Regions from separate parts of the Homo sapiens genome. Here region 1 is linked to region 2. A link is a loop called in an ENCODE intact Hi-C map of the cell type or tissue named here. Cell type or tissue: GM12878. All regions are shown on one strand.

Region 1 (8,000 bases), 520 kb before region 2:
GCGTGTGCCACCACACCCAGCTAACTTTTTGTATTTTTAGTAGAGACGAGGTTTCACCGTGTTAGCCAGGATGGTCTCAATCTCCTGACATCGTGATCCACCTGCCTTGGCCTCCCGAACTGCTGAGATTACAGGTGTGAGCCACTGTGCCCAACCAGTAGGTGTATATTGTTATGGGGTACATGAGATGTTTTGATACAGGCATGCAGTGTGAAATAATCACATCATGGAGATGAGGTATCCTTCTCCTCAGGCATTTATCCTTTGTATTACAAACAATCCAGTTACACTCTTTTAGTTATTTTGAAAGGTACAATTAATATTGACTGTAGTCACCCTGTTGTGCTATCAAATAGTAAATCTTATTCATTCATTCTTTTTTTTTTTTTTTTTTTTTTGTACCCATTAACCATCCTCACTCCTGCAGCACCACACTACCCTTCCCAGCCTCTGGTAACCATCCTTCTACTCTCTGCTTCCATGAGTTTAATTGTTTTGAATTTTTGTACTCCACAAATAAGTGAGAACATGCAATGTTTGTCGTTCTGTAACTCTTTGACCATTTTAAAATCAGGTTATTTATTTACCTTTGCTGTTGATTGTGAGTTCTGTATATATTTTATCAGATACATAGTTTGCAAATATTTTCTGTCATTCTGTAAGTTGCCTTTTCATTTTGTTATTTGGTTCCTTTGCCTTGCAGAAGCTTTTTAATTTGATGTAATCCTTCTTGTCTATTTTTGCCTGTTGCCTGTGTCAGTCTCTAAAATATCCTGTATTTTTATAACAGTTACACTGGTATGCTTTAAAACCTTGCTTTTCCAACTTTTTTGCTCACATGCATCCCAAAATAATGTTGAAAAACTGCATATCTCTTACACTTTTGGCTATCAGCTGGATTTTTCAGGGTAGCTACTTCTTCATTCCCATACAGCAGTACAATATCTAGATAGGAAATATTATATGGTGTTATGCTTTTATATTTCTTTGTTACATTATTGCAGAACATTGTTATAATGCTCTATCAAAGCTGTACTGATAAGGGTACCTTGACCTTTTTGGTGCTGTGGGCCATGAACAAATGATGATAGTAGGTACATTGTTAGTTGTGATCAGAAAGCTTGTCAGTCTTCCTGATGATCTGTTTAAACAAATATTGCTCATCTTTTGCCTTGTTTTCCTATATTTTCTGTTTTAATGTTAAAGCTGAATAGTAATTTTCAAGATGTTTAGAGATAGAAATTATAGCATTTTGTCATCATAAAAGCAAAATGAAAAAAATTATTTTTATCTCTTCTGTATCAAGAGTTTGCCACATTAATCTAGAAGCTGTTGAAAACTACTGTTTACCATAGTCAAGTTATCTTTCTATCCTGGCTTCATTTCTTGGACCTCATAACTTCAAGCAGTACATTTGGGTTTCTCTGAATTTTCCAATTGTAAGAGTATTAAAAGATATTTTATGAATACTGGAAGATTTTCACAATGTCTTTAATTTCCTGTGCTTTTAATCTTTTTAATACAATAATTTCTGAAATACTCCATACTTTTGATGAATTTTAAAACTACTGCCACTAAATTTACCTCCACTCAATTATTTTATTAAATTTAAAAAATAAATTTGTAAGTTTGATATGGCTATATAGCCATGCATTCTTGATGATGCATTTGAATGAAAAGGACTCTGAATTGTAAAAACTTGAATGAGGAATTGAAAACATGTTTTAAAATAACTTAATTCTCTACAGATGGCCCGTCCTTAAAAGAAACAACAGGACCCAGCAGACAGATTTTACAAGGTATGACAAGCAATTTTTATGTTTCTTAGTTTTTTGAAACTGCTTTTATAGTTTTGAAGTTTTAGTTGTCTGAAGTTTTCCTTTAAGAAAAATATAAAACATAGTGTTTGTGTTTAGTGTTAGCCTTTCTAGTGATTGTTTTTTATATACTATTAGATATATTAGCAGACATTCTTTTAATTGTCACTTGACTGTTTTCTCTGATTTGATAATAAAAGCAAAATATAGAGCTGGGTGCACTTGGCATGTCCCCACAATCCCAGCTACTCAGGAGAATTGCTTGCTTGCGCCCAAGAGTTTGAGACCACCCTGGGGAACATATGAGACTCGTATCTCAAAAAGATTCGGAAACTATTCTGCTTGAATATAAGTAATACCCATGCCTGTGACTATAAACATTGTATAGATGCTTCTTGATTTACTGTGGGGTTGTGTCCTAATAAACCCGTGGTAAATTGAAGATACTGTAGGTTGAAAATGCATTTAATACACCTAACCTACCGAACATCATAGTTTTGCCTTGCCTACCTTAAATGTGCTCAGAACACTTGCATTAGCCTACAGTTGGGCAAAATCATCTAACACAAAGCCTATTTTATAATAAAGTGTTGAATATCTCATGTAATTTATTTAATACAGTCCACTGTAGAGTACAGTATCAGTTGTTTACCCTTGTGATTGCTTGGCTGACTGGGAGCTGCCGCCTGCTGTTGCTGCCCAGCATCATGAGAGATGATCATAGCACATTATTGCCAGCCCAGGAAAAGATCAAAATTCAAAATTTGAAGTATAGTTTCTACTGAATGCATACTGCTTTCACACCATCATGAAGCCAAAGTCATAAGTTGATCATTTTAAGTCGAGGACTGTCTGTAGGAGTATGTTTGCTTTTACAGGATTATTATGTAGTTTTTCCAAGAATAATATTTAATATGTTTTTATGTTGTGGGAAAATTTAGAGCTAAAGATTTAATGCAAAGTGAGAACTCCATAATATTTGTAGGCCATCAATAGCTAATACATGTGTAAAATTGTATATTACAAAGTTTTACATGCCAGAGAAAATCCTGTCTATGAATTATAGTAATTTTTTTTTGTTTTGTTTTGTTTTTGTGGGTGGGGCGGTAGGTTATTAATCAATCTCTGGCTCTGAGTTTCCATTTAGACTTTATTGTCAGGGTTTCCTAATTCCCAGCTATCTACTTGCCTTTATTAACTTTTGACTTCAGTCTGACTTTCTGAATGGCTTCTGATCCAATCTCAACTGCACCTATTTGTCTTCACTATTTCTTTATATAACTCTCGTTTTTTATTTTTTCACTGTGAATATATTCCTTCATACTGAGAAATTTATTTTCAGAAGGCTTAAATGTGTCTTCCAATCACAGGTTTTCCATTTACAAAAGATATGGAATTGTTTTAGAATAACATTTGCTGAAATAACATATAATCATGCATATATGATGCATCTATATCAAGTACTATAAATTAGCCTTGATAATAAGAATTTAATTTTGAAAGTCATCACAAGTTGGAGGAAAGGAAGTTAGATTTGCCTTTCTAATTCTCTTTTATATAAGTTATTGTGAAAATAAATTTATATTTTCTGAATATTTATCAATTTATGGTGGCTGAAGAGCCCAGTAAATAGCTGAAGAACAGAGAAAACTACCTGGCATTAAAAACTTCTTGTAAAATGACCAGGTAGATAGATACTCATACATGAAAAACTTGAATTAATTATGTTTTTCAATTATATGCTACATCTTGACTCCTGGCTTACTAAGGTTTTGGGGGGTTAGGTTATCAGTATCCTACCACATCTTCTAAGGCTTTTAACTTTGTATAAGTTAAACATCCTAGTTTATGTTTCTTTCTTAGTGATTTTTTTCTTAAACAGTTTATGTAGTAAGAAGGCTTTAGGTAGTTTTAATGACACTTACTAATAAAACCAGTTTTCAGGTTAGCAAATAAATGGTAGCCAGGGACTTTCCAGTCTAAGGAAAATCAAGAACAAATCATTATTTTCTTACAAATCATTATTTTCTTTTTCTTTTCATGTTTAGAGTTATTTTCATTTTTTATTCTACCAAAACACTGATTAAAGAATATAAAGGCTTAAAAGCATGTATCATATATAAGAGTTTGTAGTTAGGGACCTTCAATCTGCTTTGATGTGTATTTTTTTTCCAGTTGTAGTTTTAAAAGTTAAAGTGGCCCCAACATTATTAACCTATTTAATTCACTGCTATTTGAAATACGTGATAGGAACCGAATATTTATTCTATAAGTATGTCTGACAAAATTTATTTCTTTTGGAAATATTTTTAAGAAAGTTGTTCTTAAAGGACTGTTCTTTTTGAAGAACAGTTATAATAATAGAGTTAAACTGTATATAAACGAAAAGTTATATGTAGGTAGTGAGGGATGATTTATATTTAATATAATATTTGATATAAATTTCCATCAGTGGCAGATAAAATGAAGTATAATTTTCCAGAACACAAGATTTGATTTGACTCATTAGCAGTCAATTTTTAAGTTATTAGAACATTTCTTGAGTTTGTTTGTATTTATATACCTAAAAATAATTACAGTTCACCCTTTATTGTGCAGTGAATACTAAAAAAGAAAAATCAAGTATTTCTCAACTACATACATGCTTTTTATGCATTAACTATTTCTTTTCAGATAGGGCAGATGATGGTATTGAATAATGTTCTATTTTTAGCAAGACATGATTGAAGTTTAAAAGAATGTTTGTGGTATAGAAATTTTGTATTAAAGATCTAAACGTTGAATAATTTGTCTCAGTTGAGTTTTTTCAGAAAGTATTGTACATAAATCTTACTTCTTGACATTTTAAATGGTTTTCTGGGCAACTTTGACTTACTAAATGTTATTATGTCTAAGTTTTTAGAATATCAGTATAACATCAGTATCCTACCAATTTAATATTTAATTATTAAAAGTTCAACATGTATTTTATATTTATTTAAAAATATTCAAATCAGTGCCTGCTTTCACGTCACCTCTGAGTGTAGTATGTAACCAGTTTAGATAGAGCTTTTAGGATAATTAATAAGTGTAACAGGATAAGTGAAATTATGGTTTATGGGAAATTGTAGTCCCAAATGGTAATAATTGTAATCACCAGCAGAGGGCTCTGTATGTACGTATATCTATAGTTAAAAATGTTTTCTTGACCAGTTCTTTTAGCCTAATGCAATTTCCATCCCATAACAAATTACTGACTTTTGGACTCCTGTTAGCCAGAGGTGAATGTTCACAAACAATTTTTAAAATCAACTTGCTTCTCTACTTCATTTATATCATTAAGAAAAGGTATAAATTACCAGTCAGATATTTCAACCCCTGTTGATTTGAAACAGAAAAAGTGATTTTAATTCATAAATGTACTATTACATGGTTACTAAATGGTGAATATACATGCTTACTTATTTTTGAAGTTGATATCTAGTTTTTTATATATAAAATTAAGAGTATAGCTCTAGGATATATTCGTATTTTAAATTAACCAAAAGACTGTTTTGATTTTTATTATGGTTTATTTCTAGGTGTATTTTTACATATCCTAGCAGATACACTTGGAAGTATTGGTGTAATTGCTTCTGCCATCATGATGCAAAATTTTGGTCTGATGATAGCAGATCCTATCTGTTCAATTCTTATAGCCATTCTTATAGTTGTAAGGTAAGTGTTATTGTTACTTTCAAGTATTAAAGTGAGACTGAGAGAGAAATATGTTACTTAAATTATAGGTCTAAAATACAAATAATTATGTTGGTTTTCCTTTGCTTGCTTTTTTTTTTTTTTTTTTTTTGAGACAGAGTCTCGCTCTGTCACCCAGGCTGGAGTGCTGTGGCACTGTCTCGGCTCATAGCCATCTCTGCCTCCTGGGTTGAAGCAATTCTCCTGCGTCAGCCTCTCAAGTAGCTGGGATTACAGACAACTGCAACCAGCTGTACGTTAGTGCCCAGCTAATTTTTGTATTTTTAATAGAGATGGGGTTTTACCATGTTGGCCAGGCTGGTCTCAAACTCTTGACCTCAGGTGATCCACCTGCCTCAGCCTCTGAAAGCGCTGGGATTACAGGCATGAGCCACCGCACCCGGCCAGATACCCTTTTCATTTTTATATGTTTTCTGTGTTTGCCATGTATTTGTTACCTAGAGTTTGATGTTTCTTTTTGATATTTGGCAGTTAAATTTTTGGTCATAATTCAAATCAATAGTAATTTTCTTGAATGCAACATTACATCTATAGAGTAAAATAATGGAAATATAAAATATATTCACTATAGTTAGTGTATTAATCCTTTGACATCTGCATCTTACATTATTAAATGCAAAGGAATATCAAAGACTCCTCTGCTAGAACCATTTTTATTCATAAAGTCACATTATCATTGTAGAAGTCTTGTAAAAATGCTACCTGAAATGAATTATGTCCGTCTTCCCATCTGGCTTACAAAATTCTTGAGGAAGCATCTGCCTCGTAGCTCTTTATCTTTCTATTTCCTACTACAGGGACAATGTATATGGAAAGATAAATGTGTGTAGGTGTATAAATTCTCAATAAATATTTGCTGAATTAGATTGTACAGTTGTTATCTTTTAAGTTTAACTCATCCTGAGATACATTTTATTATTGGTCTAATTTTTATCATAATGATAAGACATTATGTTCCATTTTAAAGTTATTTAAAAATTTACATATACACTGTATATGTCTTGACTGGACTGTTTTTATTTTTTCATTGTGATTTTACTGTCAGGAACTTTTTTGTAATGATAACTAAGATCTGCTAGAGGCCAGACTCAAGATTTTTATAGCTTGTAGTTTGTTAGAATAGATTTTTTTTTTTTTTTTTTTTTTTTTTTTTTTGAGACGGAGTCTCGCTGTCGCCCAGGCTGGAGTGCAGTGGCGCAATCTCGGCTCACTGCAGGCTCCGCCCCCTGGGGTTCACGCCATTCTCCTGCCTCAGCCTCCCGAGTAGCTGGGACTACAGGCGCCCGCCACCTCGCCCGGCTAATTTTTTGTATTTTTAGTAGAGACGGGGTTTCACCGTGTTAGCCAGGATGGTCTCGATCTCCTGACCTCGTGATCCGCCCGCCTCGGCCTCCCAAAGTGCTGGGATTACAGGCGTGAGCCACCGCGCCCAGCCTAGAATAGATTTAATAAAGTATGATGAAATCATAATGTAAGATGAGTCATAAATGGAGATTTTTTTTTAAAGTTTCTGCCTAAAAAAATAGGATATACATTTTAAACATACAGATTATTTTTTAATTTTTTCAAATTATTTGAACAGGGAAATAACTCTGCTATATAAAAGTCTGTTATAAGCTCAGCACAGTGCTTTACAACTATAATTCCAGCATTTTGGGAGGCTGAGACAGGAGGATTGTTTGAGGCCAGGAGTATAAGACCAGCCTGGGCAACATGGTGAAACCATGTTTCTACAAAAAATTTAAAAATTAGCTGGGCATGGTGGTTGTGTACCTATAGTTGCAGCTACTTGGGATGCTGAGGCCGGAGGATCTCTTGAACCCAGGAGTTTGAGGCTGCAGATAGCTATGATGGTGCCACTGCATTCCAGCCTGGGTGACAGAGTGAGATCCTGTCTCTATATAAAAAGGAAAATAAAAGGATTTCGTAAAGTTTGAAATGCCTTTTCTTCTTCTTTGGAAATCTTACTGTACCTTGTTGAAATTTCAGCTTAGATGTCCCATATTCTGTGAAATCTGACTTTTGGTAATTTATTCACTGTTACAACTATACCTGTTTATTTGTGCTTTTAGTGTTCACTTAACTGCTTCTAATTCTTCTTAGACTAGGATCTTAATATTCACTTTTGTCTCCACTCTTACTATTCTAATTCTGGCTATAATTATGTCTTACCTGGAAAACTGTAACAATCTCCAGGTTGACCTTTCTGTCTCCCTCTAAACACATCACATTGGCTAAAATTATCTTTTGTTAATAAGGATTATATTACATATAAAAGTATTTAAATATTTTAATGACTCTTACCCTTAGGATAGGGTCTGAACTCCTTAGCAGGCTTCATGATATATTAACCTTGTTGACCTCTTTGGTCTCTCTCAGTACTTCTCAATTCATACTTTGCTCTTCAGCCACAGTAAGTTAGTTTTAGTTCCCTGAGTATGTTATCAG
Region 2 (8,000 bases):
GTTCTACTTCAACAACGTTTTGGGGAAAATGCTTACAGTTTAACAGTTTAGCTTTTGTTAGAAACAGTTGTTTTCCAACCTTAGGAGGCATGTAAATCACCTGGTGAGCTGGCCCCATCCCCAGACCTTCTGATTCTCTAGGTCCGAATGAGAATTTGCATTTCTAATAAATTCCCAAGTGATCCTCATATTGCTGGTTCAGGGATTACACTTTGAAAATCGTTGCTCCAAAATAAACTCTAAAATAAATTTTTTTATTTTATTTTTAAAGAGTACATCCTATTTTCCTAAACCTGAAATTTAATTCATATGGGAAGATAACACAGTAGACAATACATTTTAAGATCAGGAAAAAACTTAGAGATAGAAAATTGTAATCTTTGCTTTGAGCCAGCCAATTTTCAGCCAGCAATATGAAACTAGGCAAGCCATTTTACCTTTCAGATTTTCCATTTCTTTATAAACTAATGATAATAACATCTACTTTGCCTGGGACATGAGATTTTTGTGCCAGGCTAATCAGGAACAGAACAGCCAGGAGATCTGCTTGTTTCTATGGAAAACGAGATTTATACCCCATCAGAGAACTCCCTGAGGGCTGCCCACCTACAAGGAAAACTATTATGTAGCCTCACAAATGAGGCTGCTTTAGTTTTCTGGAAGGTAGTGTATTCTCTGCCCTTGAACCAAATTTCAAAACACCACCAGCAATCATGCTGAAAGGTCAAATGTTGAATCCTTATGATTCTCAACAAAGCTCTATGATAGAATCACCTGCTTTGAGAAAAAAAATGTCCATGCTCTGGCTTCATACATTCTGAGGTGGGGTCTGGGCATTCACAAATGAGTCTTATGTGGGAGCTGGGTTGAGAACCAACCTGTCAGTGACAGACTGTGGCCCCTTGCAGCATCCTGCCCTGGTGAGTGAAGTGAGTTGTATTGTGACTTCTAGCTTATAGATGATGGACAAATTCTGTGCACCACAAAGTTTGATTGCATTGGGGATATTAAATTCCCATGCAGTGAGCAGTCTATCACAGGACAAATGAGAGTGTCAGAGCAGGCTTTTTAGGGCCTGTGTTATTATGTTGAATGATAAACTGCTTGCAAGTGATTAAACTGCCTCCATAGACCTAGGCCCTCACTTTTTTCTTTTCAGATGATGCCATCTATCTTTGTATTTCTTGTTTCCTACCAACACACGTGTCGAATTGCCGCAAAGCATCTCAGTGCTTGAGAAGTCTGTTGAAAGAGATGTTTCATGCTTAATTTTCTTAGTCATGCAGAACTGGATCAAATCTGTGTCATAAGAAATTGGGCAACTATAAATAATCGTGGGTTTACATATTTTATTTTCAGGTTTTATTTTAACTTTTATCACTAGGAAAAGTCAAGCAGAACCATAATTTTGAGAAGGAAGTGAAACAGGATGGGCATGAGATGCAGATGGTGCTATGATCTGTAGAGCTTTCTCTGTATATTTCACTTGTGTTTCAGTTGTTTCAGTGGAACAATGAGCAAAAACTGAAGGTCATTTGTTCCATAAAGGATTTCTTGAAAAGCTATTATTATTAACATAGTTGACATTAAAGTAATTTGACCTGAGTAATAGTTGTCTCAGAACAACTTTCATTTGGTTCATATATCAGCACTAAATTACTTTTGATGATTCTAGAAAGAGATAGTTAGAAAACATAAATTGTAGAGATTCTGATGAACTGAATTCCACAGTTGAATGAACATCTTGGGACCAAGGTCTGTTAGTTTTTCCAAATGTACTGATAAGGAAAGACAATAATTTTGTGATGGAGCTGTTATTTTTAAAATTTTGACTGGAGATGACAAGAAATTCTCATCAGATGCTATGAACACTGCTCTTGGATACTTCCCTTCTTCTAGATACTTATTTTCTGATTATCTCTTTGCTTTGCTTTTTTTTTTTTTTTAGAAAATGGGTTATTTATCTTTTTATTATTGGGGTTGTAAGAATTTGTTTTTTTTCTGAGACAGGGGCTTGCTCTGCTGCCCAGGTTCAGTGCGGTAGCATGATCATAGCTCACTGCAGCCTCGAACTCCTGGGTTCAAGCAATCCTCCCACCTCAGCCTCACCAAGAAGCTGGTGCCCAAGCATGCACCACCACACCTGGCTAATTTTTGTATTTTTTTCTAGAGACAGGGTCTTGCTATGTTGTCCAGGTTGGTGTTGAACTCCTGGGCTCAAGAAATCCTCCCACCTTTGGCTTCCAAACTGCTGGGATTACAGGTGAGAGCCACTGCACCCAGCCTTTGCTCTGCTTTTTTGGTGACATAGGTTTGGTTTAGATGATTGCTTCTAGGAAAACTGTGTTAGCAACTCTGCAGTGTGTAGAGGTTCCTAAAGATGGAGAGGAGGCACAGGATTCTAGTTCTTGTCTTTCCAGCTAGCAGCGAACTGGGGTTTAGAACCAAATAAAATCAGAATTCCCACGGTGTGAGGAGAGGTACTCAGGATAAAACTGGCTTCAGACTCTGGGCAAGGCAGGGACTGGTCTATGTCAGCTGGAGGCATCTTTCCCAGACACTGGAGAGTGCATGTGTGGAGTTTCCACACTAGGCACAGTGTCTAGCTACCAGGAACAGAGGCTGGCACTGTTCTGCACCTATACCAGAAACTCAACAGAGGAGGCTTACTTTTATTCATATTGTTTTACTAACCATCCCCCACCCCATAGGAGGAAGGGGAAAAAATAACTTGTGAATAAAGTGGAAGAAAATTAAGATATAAAAAAGATTTGCTTGCCTTTTTTGTTTTTAAGGGTTTGTGAAGAGGCAAAAAAGGCTGAATCCCATTCTGTTCTTCAGGAATTATTCCTGAAGTATTTTGTTCTTTGTCTTAGATCAAGTCTGAAGATGTGAGATGTACTGCTACACATTGTTGTTATCTATTCTGTAGTGGAAATACACATTCCAGAACTGGATGTGGCATGGTGTAATTTTCCTGTCTAATTAGCCCTAGCACTCTTAAGTTAAAGGCTCACACTGCATGTCCGTTGGCATGACATCAGTCCACCACTGACTCTGACTGTCAGCAGGAATCTAAATATTTGGGCCAATGCATTTTGTCTAGAGCTTATATTTGTAGTTCAAAGAGAACTTCTTTGTAATGAAAAAAAAAGCATTTTTGTTATTATGTTTCCTCTTCTTTGGAATTAGCAACTATCCCAATTAAGCCTCTCTAACTTCTCCTACTTCCCCAATAGGCATACCTCTTGAACTGCTTTAGTTACCAACAAAAATGGGAATGATAGGTCTTTGTAATTAGCTTTTTAGAGATAGAAAAATCACAGCTATTAACCCCAGACTGTGTCTAATGTGGAGTCTCAACTTAATAAATTAGCTAGAAGTATGCTGCCTTTCTCTGTAGTGAAGCCTTATGGCAGCCCTGGCTTATGGCTGCTGGTTACTGATGAACCAAAAAGATTGTTGTGAGGCTATTTCTATTGTCCTACGCTCATCATCTTAGGTGTGGAAGAGTCATTAAAAAATTAAAGTTATCAAAGAATTATTAAAGATCACTGTTTCGTCCCTTCCCTGCCCCAGTGCTGGTACTCTCTTTACAACATCTCCCCCACGTGGTAGCCTTGATCCTGATAGAACTCACCTCATGAGCCTGAGGCAAAAATAGTCTCCAGCTTCCAGCAGACAGTTACAATTTGGAGTTATCCATCAAAATAGTCTACTTAAAACTGTAGAGAGCTATAGCTTAGAAGGAGACATAAATGTATAAATAGATAAATTGATATAAAATGTTGTGAGTGCTTTGATATAGGCACAAATAACTTGTTAAGAAACAACTAACTGCCTGGGAAAGTCTTGGAAAGATACCCTGAGGAGACATTGGAATCTGTCTTGAAGAATAAGTAGAAGTGAGTGTGTGTATGGGTGGGGGTGAGGGGGACTGGGAGTGAGTAAGAATATTTCCACAGAAAGAATAGCCGGTACAAAGATATGAAATCTGGAAAAGGCTGCGTTAAGCCAGGGCAAGAAGTTGAGAATGGCTGGATGGAAGGGCTTATGAAGTGGATTCTCTTTTCAGAAAGAGATGGCTTGAGCCTGGCTATTTGGGGGTTTGCTTGTTCAACCAAGAAGTTTAGATTTTATCTTACAGAAAAAGAGAAGACATCAAGAGGTTTGAAGCATGGGAGTGACTTGATTTGATTTCCAGTTTAGAAAGATAACACTAGTGGCAGTTTTGAATACTTATTTGATGGAGAAGGGAGTGAATCAGGGATACAGGCTGGGTGTAAAGCACTCTGCCCTCCCAGCAGCCCAGGTGGCCTGTTTTTGGTTCAGAAAATAAAGTTACTGTTTATAGAGACAGACTTAACTGGTTGTGATAGATCATTGCAAAATGTTATGCCTGATGTATGAATATTTGCAAAGTAAAATGGAAAATTGTGGCAATTGCTTGGATTATGCAGGGAAACAAAAATTGACTTGAAATACTAACATAAGGAATTTTAAGATGGAAAAAGCATAGATCAACGAGCAAAAGCTTTCTTTTTTTTTCCCCCATGAAATGATCAACTGTAATTTGGCTGGACGTAGTCTTAAGCATATACTCTTATAATCTCATGATTTCAATAGTATGTTTTTCTGTGACATCCTTATGGATCACAAAGTCACAATGGCATAGTATAAAATGGAATCACATTAAAAAATTATATTCTAGGCTGGACGTGGTGGCTCACACCTGTAATCCCAGCAATTTGGGAGGTCGAGGTGGGTGGATCACTTGAGGTCAGGAGTTTAAGACCAGTCTGGCCAACATAGTGAAACCCCATCTCTACTAAAAATACAAAAACATTAGCTGGGTGTGGTGGCATCCGCCTGTAATCTCGGCTACTCAGGAGGCTGAGGCAGGAGAATTGCTTGAACCCTAGAGGTGGAGGTTGCAGTGAGCAGAGATCCCACTGCTGCATTCCAGCCTGGGTGACAGAGCAAGACCCTGTCTGAAAAAAAACCAAAAAGTATTCTTAAAAAAGAAGGCAAAATAAGATTAGTAGAGGAACCAGTGCACATTTGCATATACTTAAAAACTTGTGTACTTTTTAGCTGGCTTGTCGGGATTACAACTCTCAAGCTAGCATAGCTGATGAGCTTTTGATCCCTTTCCTCCTATGGGGTGGGGGATGGTTAGTAAAACAATATGAATAAAAGGAAATGCAGTGGTGCTCAGAAGGAGAAGAGTTTGAGCCGTCTAATTGTTCCCCACATTCCATTTTGCCTTATAGACTTTGCATCGTCTGCCCTTTTTGGCTTGCTGGCTATTCAGTTCCCATTTTCTGCATGTCACAAACAAATGCTCCCAGGATAAAGTCAGAAACAGAACTTGAGTCTATTTCAAAAAAAGATGAGGGAGGAATATGCCTGGATTAAAGCCATGAAACAAATCCCCAAATATCCTTGCTAATTTAACATGAAAATAAGCTTTTAATAGTTTATCTTTATTCATGTTACATGTTTATTTAGTAGCATCTCAGTATTGAGAAAAGTAGATTTTGCAGCCAACTGACAGAAGAGTTTGGTCTGGATACTGGTTGTCCTCCCTGCAGGGATGGTTGGCTCTTGCGCTTGGAATGTCCCGGGGCTTCCCAGTATAGAAATGTGTGCTGGTCAGAACTGATCTCTGGCATGATTGTCAATGGCATCCATGAATTGGCCCACACCAGCACATTTTCCTGCGACTTCTCAGCTTCTGGTCTGTAGCTGCTTTCCGTCATTTTGTATTTGCTGCATACTCCATCAACCTAATAAAGCAGCTGTTTATTATGCGTGACCTGCTCTATAGTGTGACTGATGGATAACTGCAGCATTTAAAGTCTTGTGTTAGATTCTCAGCCTGCTGCCAGCTCTCCATTATATTCCATAAAAATGTTTCTTGTTATGGACTATCAGAAGCAAAAGTAAGTTATTTTAGGGTCAGAGCCAATTTGAACCCTCTAAAGTACTGCCAGATTAGAAGGTGGGAGAAAATAAGAAGCAGTCTGGAAGAAGCTGCAATTAAGGGCATCAAACATATGCACAAAGCATACCTTTTTCATAGTCCTGCATATACAGACACAGAGTATTTTATGTGGAGCATGTGATCCAATATGAGCTGGTATAGTCATATCTGTGAGGTTGGAAGGCTGGTTAAAAGAAAGGCAAGGACAGACAACTCTATTTATTATTTATTATTCACTCTGGTCCAGTGCTTTGCTGTGTTCTACTGCACATTATATGTCATTGATTTTCTAATAATCCCAAGGAGTTTTTTTTTTCTCCCATTTTATTGGTAACGTCTGAGGAAACAAGCTCTGAAAAATTGTGTCAATTTCTTGGCTTCTCACAGATAGTACAGGGTGTGCGGGATGAAAGCCCAGGTTGGTTTGGTGACAATGCCTGAGTCGTTTCCACTACCCTCTCCATGCTCTCAGTTAAATGACTTCTCAGGGTGAAAGCTCCTTAAGCCAGTCCTGGGGATTCACATAGAGGACTTGACTGGCCTCCAAAAATTTGCTTCTTAAGGTTTCAGGGATTCAATAGCTAGAGATTCATCCTAACAACACAAAAGTTGATTTCCTTGTAGTTTATTTTCATAAATATATTATGTATACTAAGTTTATATTAGCAAATAATGTGATAATTTTAAAAACATGTTTATACAAACATAGCCCTTTCTTTTTCTTTTTCTTTCTTTCTTTCTTTCTTTTCTTTCTTTCTTTCTTTCTTTCTTTCTTTCTTTCTTTCTTTCTTTCTTTCTTTTCTTTCTTTTTCTTTCTTTTTCTTTTTCTTTCTTTCCTTCCTTCCTTCCTTCCTTCCTTTCTCTTTCTTTCTTTCTTCCTTTCTTTCTTTCTTTCTCTTTCTCTCTCTCTTCCTTTCTTCTTTTCTTCTTTCTTTCTTTTTTTTTTTGAGTCGGAGTCTCGCACTGTCCCCTGGGCTGGAGTGCAATGGCACAATCCCAGCTCACTGCAACCTCCGCCTCCCAGGTTCAAGTGATTCTCCTGCCTCAGCCTCCTGGGTAGGTGGGATTACAGGCACCCACCGTCACGCCTGGCTAATTTTTGTATTTTTAGTAGAGACGGGGTTTCACTATGTTAGCCAGGCTGGTCTCGAGCTCCTGACCGCGTGATCTACCCGCCTTGGTCTCCCAAAATGCTGGGATTACAGGCATGAGCCACCACGCCCGGCCTCTTTCTTTTTTTTTCTTTTTTACATGTACTGGTTTATTATAAAGGATATTGCGAAGGATACAGAAGAAGGAGTGACATGTAGCGTGAGGTATGGGGGAAGGGGCAGGGAGTTTTCACGTCCTCCCTGGATGTGCCGCCCTTCAGGGACCTCCACACGTTCAGAGTTCAGCTTGGTAGCTCGCTGACTCTGCCCTCTTGGGTTTTTATGGAAGCTCCATGATGTCAGCATTCCTCCCCCTAGGGTACAGGGTGGGATTCTCTCCTGGGAGGGTCTTAAGACCCACAATCAGAAAGATGGGGGAACATTAGAGTCCTGCCTTGGAGCAGGTGAAAGGAGAGCAGAAGAAAGATTCTATTTCCTGAGGCCTGCGCCTGAGGCCTAACACCCCCAACATTGTGACAGAAGACTGTGACAAGGGCTCTGGGAGTTATGAACAAGGAACCATGGATGAAAACCAATATATATCATAACACCACAGGCCAGACCCTGGTTTTCAACCATGGATCCTTTACATCAAAAATATATATATACACAATCATTAATAATTAGTCCAGTTAATCAGATTGTGTGAGTATCTCCCAGGATGAGATCAACCAGGTTTGCAGGTTTCCTGTCAGTCTTGTCAGGTCCCAAAAGCAGGAGTGGCCTCAGTAAATATTCAACCTCACCCTTTCAGGCATCTGGGATGACTGACCTAAGAGACAATATCATCTCTTACTCTGAGACTCCTTTGAGTTGTTAACTGTAAGCCAAAAAGTACCTGAGACAGGTCTCGATCAATTTAG

Evidence for each region. Hi-C counts contacts between places; a loop is a spot of excess contacts. Peaks named below come from ENCODE experiments on the same cell type or tissue, not always from the same donor. Only the 100,000 strongest peaks of a DNase experiment are listed, where the experiment ranks them.
Region 1: a loop joins it to region 2, with 7 times the contacts of the local background. A loop is called at or near these places in 4 of 110 quality-filtered maps.

What each region holds. Positions count from the first base shown.
Region 1 is chr1:100,916,329-100,924,328 of GRCh38, forward strand. It overlaps SLC30A7 (solute carrier family 30 member 7), which reads left to right. Exons shown (of 11, transcript NM_133496.5): 7 at 1,749-1,799; 8 at 5,378-5,513. Among named protein-coding and RNA genes, the nearest start is that of SLC30A7, 24 kb to the left of the region's middle. In GM12878, a CTCF peak has its summit at 4,953 (motif pointing right); no DNase peak of the experiment used is centred here.
Region 2 is chr1:101,434,977-101,442,976 of GRCh38, forward strand. No RefSeq gene overlaps it. Among named protein-coding and RNA genes, the nearest start is that of LINC01307, 120 kb to the left of the region's middle. RefSeq lists an enhancer at 1,410-1,579. In GM12878, a CTCF peak has its summit at 3,608; DNase peaks (open chromatin) are centred at 1,325 and 3,555; H3K27ac peaks cover 3,900 bases.